2 separate regions of the Homo sapiens genome follow, and region 2 is linked to region 1. Evidence: read pairs that join two places in POLR2A ChIA-PET (ENCODE). Cell type or tissue: A673. All regions are shown on one strand. Each heading gives the region's core, and the rest is flanking DNA. Links, peaks and the distances in the headings are about the cores only.

Region 1 (2,913 bases), core at 291-2,790:
TAGACCTAATTGAGAATGAGAAATTTGAGCAATGACTTAAAAGCACCAAGGGAGTTAACCATGTGGATATCTGATAATGAACATTCTGTTCAGAGGCAACAACCAGTGCAAAGGTCCCACACCAGGAATATGGTTGGTGTGGTCCAGGAGTGTTAAGTGGGCTAGAATAAAGCCAGTCCTCTCTAAGGACTTTGGCTTTCACTTGGAATGAGATGGATGGTGGGTCTTTACATGTGACAAAAAGAGAGAGAGAAAGATGAGGAGTCATTGGAGGATTTTGAGCAGAGGAGTGACTTGATCTGGCTTACAGTTTTAAAGGATTGCACTGGTTACTATTTTGAGAATAGGCTGTAGTGAGCTTTGAGCAGGGAGACCAGTTAAAAGACAGTTGTAGCAATCCAGATGAGAGCTGGTGGTGGCTCAGAATAGACTTCTGGAGTGTCTATTGCACTGGAGGTAATGAGAAAAGAGTGGAGGTAATGAGAAATGGTCAGATACTAGGTGTATTTTGAAGGTGTTGTAGCCAACAGGACTTTGCCTGGTACGATTGGATTTGGGGTTATTATGAGCAAAAGCAGAGGCAAGGTTTTTGGTCCAAGAAATTGGAAAGATAGAGTTACCATTATCTGAGACTGGGAAAGACTGTGAGAAGAGTTCTTTTGGGAAGGACGACTGGAAAATCAGTTGTTTCATACATGTTGTTAGGTAGAAGTATCTTTCTGTCAGCACAATTGGGATGTTGAATAGACACTTGATGTAATGTGAAATTTACAGGAGAGGTAAAGCTGTGGTGCAGATGAATACTTGCGACTTTACCTAGAGTGAGTAAAAGGTACTTATGCTAGGATTAGAAAATAAATTATGAGAAATTTAGGCCATTCTAAAGCTGTCATTGACATGTTTCCTAATGGTGGTTAGGTTGCATAACAGGTATTACTGAGTGGGAGATGGCAGTTTAAAATGGAGCATAATATTCAGTGTTGAACTAGGTGACCATTAGTTTACATCACTTGAATGTAAGATCAAATTCATAATCTCCAAGTAAAAACTATCTGTTGAATAACATTGCCTTGTTTTTACCCTAAGTAGGTTCACTTGCAAGTATACAAAAAGGGGGCATAAAACCCTTTTTAGTAGTATTTGTTACCATCCTGAAAGAGAAATAGAATAATTTGCCTTTAGTTGTTCCAAGATGCAGGTGAATAAACTGATGAGTGAACTTTTTTGTCTATCCACAAAAGATTCCAGTGGCGCCAGCCGTGCCTACAGTTAGTTTAGTCCCACCAGCATTTCCTGTGTCGATGCCGGTTCCTCCTCCTGGATTCAGTCCAATCCCTCCACCTCCTTTTTTAAGAGCAAGTTTTAACCCTTCACAACCACCACCTGGTAAGGAATTTTTGTTTTAATATTTGAACTCTATTTAGATTATCATTTAAGTTGTGTTTCTTCCAGATTTAAGTACCATAGAGCAGTGGTTCTGAGACCTTAGCATGCATAGCCTTGTTAAAGCGCAGATTGCTGGGCCCAGCCTCCACTGTTTTTGCTTTACTCAGTCTGTGGTAGGGGCCAGAGAATTTTATTTTCTAACTTGTTCTCAGGATGCAGATTGGTGGGAGAAGCAGCACTGACAGAGAAATATTGAATTTCTTTAGAATAATTGAAAACCATGGCCGGGCATGGTGGCTCACATCTGTAATCCCAGCACTTAGGGAGGCCAAGGTGGGCAGATCACTTGAGGTCAGGAGTTTGAGACCAGCCTGGCCAACATGGTGAAATCCCATCTGTACTAAAAATACAAAAATTAGCTAGACGTGGTGGCACAGGTCTGTAATTCCAGCTACTCGGGAGGCTGAGGCAGGAGAATGGTTTGAACCTGGTTAGGCAGAGGTTGCAGTGAGCCAAGATCACACCACTGTGCTCCAGCCTGGGTAACAGAGCAATTACTTTGTCTCAAAAAGAAAAAAAGGTGAAAAAAAAAAAAGAATTATTACTCTTAAAGTAATGTAAAATTTCCATTGCAGTTTTTATATGAAAGTTCTCTAATAATTATCAGCATTTCATCAGAAAATTTGCATTGTCCCTCCTAAGAATCAGTAGGCTCCATTTTGACATTAGAAATTATATTTAAAAGGCTAATTGAATTTGTAATACTTTGTTTTGACCTAATAAATTATTTTTATTCTTTAAATATGGAACACTTCACAAATTTGTGTGTCATCCTTGCACAAGAGCCAGGCTAATCTCTGTATCATTCCAGTTTTAGGGTATGTGCTGCCAAAGCAAGTACTGACCTAATAAATTACTGATACACAAAAAAAGTTTCTTGAATTAGATTTTCCAGGTAAAAACTATAGATTACTTAAACACAACTTACATATATAGTTTAAGATAGAGCTTTTAGGCCGGGCATGGTAGCTCACACCTGTAATCCCAGCACTTTGGGAGGTTGAGGTGGGAGGATTGCTTGGGTGCAGGAGTGCAAGACCAGCCCAGGAACAGAGTGACACCCTGTCTGTACAAAAAATAAGAAAGTAGCCAGGTGAGGTGGTACACACCTGTAGTCCCAGCTACTCAGGAGGCTTGAGCCCAGGAGGTGGAGGCTACAGTGAACTGTGTTCGCACCACTACACTCCAGCATGGATGACAGAGTGAGACCTTGTCTCAAAAAAAAAAAAAAAAAAAAAGCTTTTATTATTAGACCATGGGAGGTTAGGTTAGAAGAATGATGGAGAGATACTTGTGAACTCCTGGAAGCAAGTGATCTTCCCACCTCAACCTCCCAAAGTGCTGGGATTACAGGTATGAGCCACCGCGCACAGCCTAAAAGCCCCATCTTAAACTATATAAGCAATTATATACGCATATTGATGAGATACGCATTTAAGTTATAGTCTTTACCTAGAAACTCTAATT
Region 2 (2,913 bases), core at 210-2,709, 88 kb before region 1:
TTTTTTTTTTTTTTTTGAGACAGAGTTTCGCTCTTGTTACCCAGGCTGGAGTGTCACCATCTCAGCTCACTGTAGCCTCCACCTCCCGGTTTCAAGCGATTCTTCTGCCTCAGTGTCCCGAGTAGCTGGGATTACAGGCGCACATCACCACGCCCCGCTAATTTTTGTATTTTTAGTAGAGATGGGGTTTCACCATGTTGGCCAGGCTGTTCTCAAACTCCTGACCTCAAGTGATCCACCCGCCTTGGCCTCCCAAAGTGCTGAGATTATGGGCGTGTGCCACTGCGCCTGGTGTTTCATTTTTTTTCATAGCTATCTTTCTTTTTTTGAGGAGTGTCATTCTGTCACCCAGGCTGGAGTGCAGTGGTGTGATCTTGGCTCACTGCATCCTTTGCCTCCCGGGCCCAAGGGGTCCTCCTCTCACCTCAGCCCCCCAAGTAGGTGAGATTACAGGCCAGTGTCACCATGCCCGTCATTTTTATTTTTTATAGAGAGGAGGTCTTGTTATGTTGCCCAGGCTGTTCTTGAACTCCTGGGCCCAAGCGGTCCTTTCACCTTGGCATCCCAAGTGCTGGGATGACAGATGTGAGCCACCACGCCTGGGGGATTTCGTTTTGTTTTGTTTTTTGCCCTCATTGGATTTAATTCCCGCCGCCACCCTCTTCCCCACACACACTTTGTTGGGTGTCTGTCTTTGGGGGGGTTCCTAATAATGTGGTCCTCCCCCTCAAAGGGCCATCCAAGACTTTTTTTTTTTTTTTTTTTTTGGAGACGGAGTTTTGCTCTTGTTGCCCAGGCTGGAGTGCAATGGCGAGATCTTGGCTCAATGCAACCTCCACCTCCTGGGTTCAAGCAATTCTCCTGCTTCAGCCTCCGGAGTAGCTGGGATTACAGGCACCCACCGCCATGCCCAGCTAGTTTTTTGTATTTTTAGTAGAGATGGGGTTTCATCACGTTGGCCAGGCTGGTCTCGAACTCCTGACCTCAGGTGATCCACCCGGCTCGGCCTCCCAAAGTGCTGGGATTACAGGCGTGAGCCACTGCGCCTGGCCCATCCATGACGTTTTAAACAGTAGCTCCCAAATATTAGATGTAAACAAGTGGTTAGTGCACTATGGTTGGTCACAGTAGGGAAGAAATGTTAATTCCAGTTTTTCGTTTTAATATTAATTAAGGATAAGGGGGCCTAACATTTACATGTGTAGATAGGTGTTTCACCTGTTTTCTCATTTTACAGGAACTTGAGGTTTGTCTTAGTCCCATTTTAGTGTATGTAGCACTCTCCCATTTCCCCATATGGATTTCAAAGAACTTAAGTCTTGTAACTTCCTTATTTATTTATATGCTCTAACTTCACCGTGTTTCAAAGTGGAGTTAGCTTAAAAATAGCAGTACAGAGTCAGGGAGTTGAGGAAGGGAAATATATTTGAAGAAGATTCAGAAAAATACTTTTTTTTTTAAACACAAAACAATACATAATACTGTTTTTTATTTTGAATGCAGTTTCTGTGAATGTTGTAATATTTGCTGATGTGTAGTAAACATTGTTATTGCAAATAAGTATATGCTGAGAAGTAGTTCAGTAATGATTGTTTTCCATTAAATTATGTGTTACAAATTACAAAAATTAAAAAGGAATTCTAGTTGCAGGATTAGGAGAAAAGGATGTTTTCGACGCTCATAGTTTGGCTTTTAAAGGTGTTTATCTTTGGGTTTAATCCATCACAACTTCTCTGCTAAATTTAAAGGTATCTTTGAAACATTGAATTGTCAATTCCATTTGCTTTGTAAGGAATCAAAATTTAGCTCTAAGAATAATCAGGAACGTTTGTCAACAAGATATTTTGATACTTCACCTTAAAATATTTAAAATAGGCTGGGCTCGATGGGTCATGCCTGTAATCCCATCCCTTTGGGAGGCCGAGGTGGGCAGATGACTTGAGCTCAGGAGTTCCATGCTAGCCTGGCCAGCATGGCGAAACCCCCATCTCTACAAAACAACAACAACAACACAAATTAGCTGGTCACGGTGGCATGTGCCTGTAGTCCCAACATGGGTGAAGGGGGTGTAAAGGAGGGGGCAGGTGCTGAGGTGGGAGGATCTCATGACCCAGGAAGGTGGAGGCTGCAGTGAGCTGCACCACTACACTCTGGCCCGGGCAACAGTGCGACCCTGAATCAGAAAAATTGAGACAGGTACTCGCTGTTGACAGGTCACCACGCCGGGCTAATTGTTTTTGTTTTGTAGAGATGGGGTTTTGCCATGTTGCCCTGGCTGGTCATGAACTCCTGAGCTCCGGTGATCTGCCCACCTCCCCTCCCAAAGTGCTGGGATTACAGGCCTAAGCCGTGGTGCCTGCCCCAAATTAAATGTTTAAAATACAAAATACTTAACCTTTTATGGCTTGCTAAGGCTCAGGTTTTTCCAGACTGAATTTTGTCACCCCCATCTTTTAATTTTGTGGAGATCATTGGTTTGAAAACCAGGAAGATGCCAGAGACTTTAGGAATACAGATTTTTGTGAATTGTGGGTGTGTGTCTGTAGTCTTAGCTACTTGGGAGGCTGAGGTGGGAGGATCTGTTGAGCCCAGGAGTTCGAGGCTATAGAGTGCAATTACTGCACCTGTGAATAGCCAGTGCACTCTAGCTTGGGCAACAGTGTGAGACTCTGCTTCAAAAAAAAAAAAAAGAAAAGAAAACCCCAATAATACAGATTTTTAATCTGCAAACTGTGGATGAGTTTCAGCTATGAAAATCCCAGACTTCATGCAAGATATGTATGAGTTGTTTTTGTCATGTCTACCCTCCCTACCATAATTTCTCAAAGGAGTTGACCTTTCACTTCTGTGTTAAAAATTACTATGTCAGAAGATCCTTTAATTGTGCAGGAATTATGTGGTAAATTTTTCTTC

The links. Peaks named below come from ENCODE experiments on the same cell type or tissue, not always from the same donor. Only the 100,000 strongest peaks of a DNase experiment are listed, where the experiment ranks them.
Region 2: POLR2A ChIA-PET joins it to region 1 with 12 read pairs; 7 of 35 experiments call an interaction of 5 or more read pairs at or near these places.

The regions. Positions count from the first base shown.
Region 1 is chr6:154,822,993-154,825,905 of GRCh38, forward strand. SCAF8 (SR-related CTD associated factor 8) reads left to right here. Exons shown (of 20, transcript NM_014892.5): 17 at 1,242-1,386. It also overlaps the pseudogene RNU6-824P. Among named protein-coding and RNA genes, the nearest start is that of MIR1273C, 29 kb to the right of the region's middle. In A673, for the core only: no CTCF peak of the experiment used is centred there; a DNase peak (open chromatin) is centred at 1,299; H3K27ac peaks cover 990 bases.
Region 2 is chr6:154,735,520-154,738,432 of GRCh38, forward strand. The region is part of intron 1 of SCAF8 (SR-related CTD associated factor 8); the gene reads left to right. Among named protein-coding and RNA genes, the nearest start is that of SCAF8, 3.6 kb to the left of the region's middle. In A673, for the core only: no CTCF peak of the experiment used is centred there; no DNase peak of the experiment used is centred there.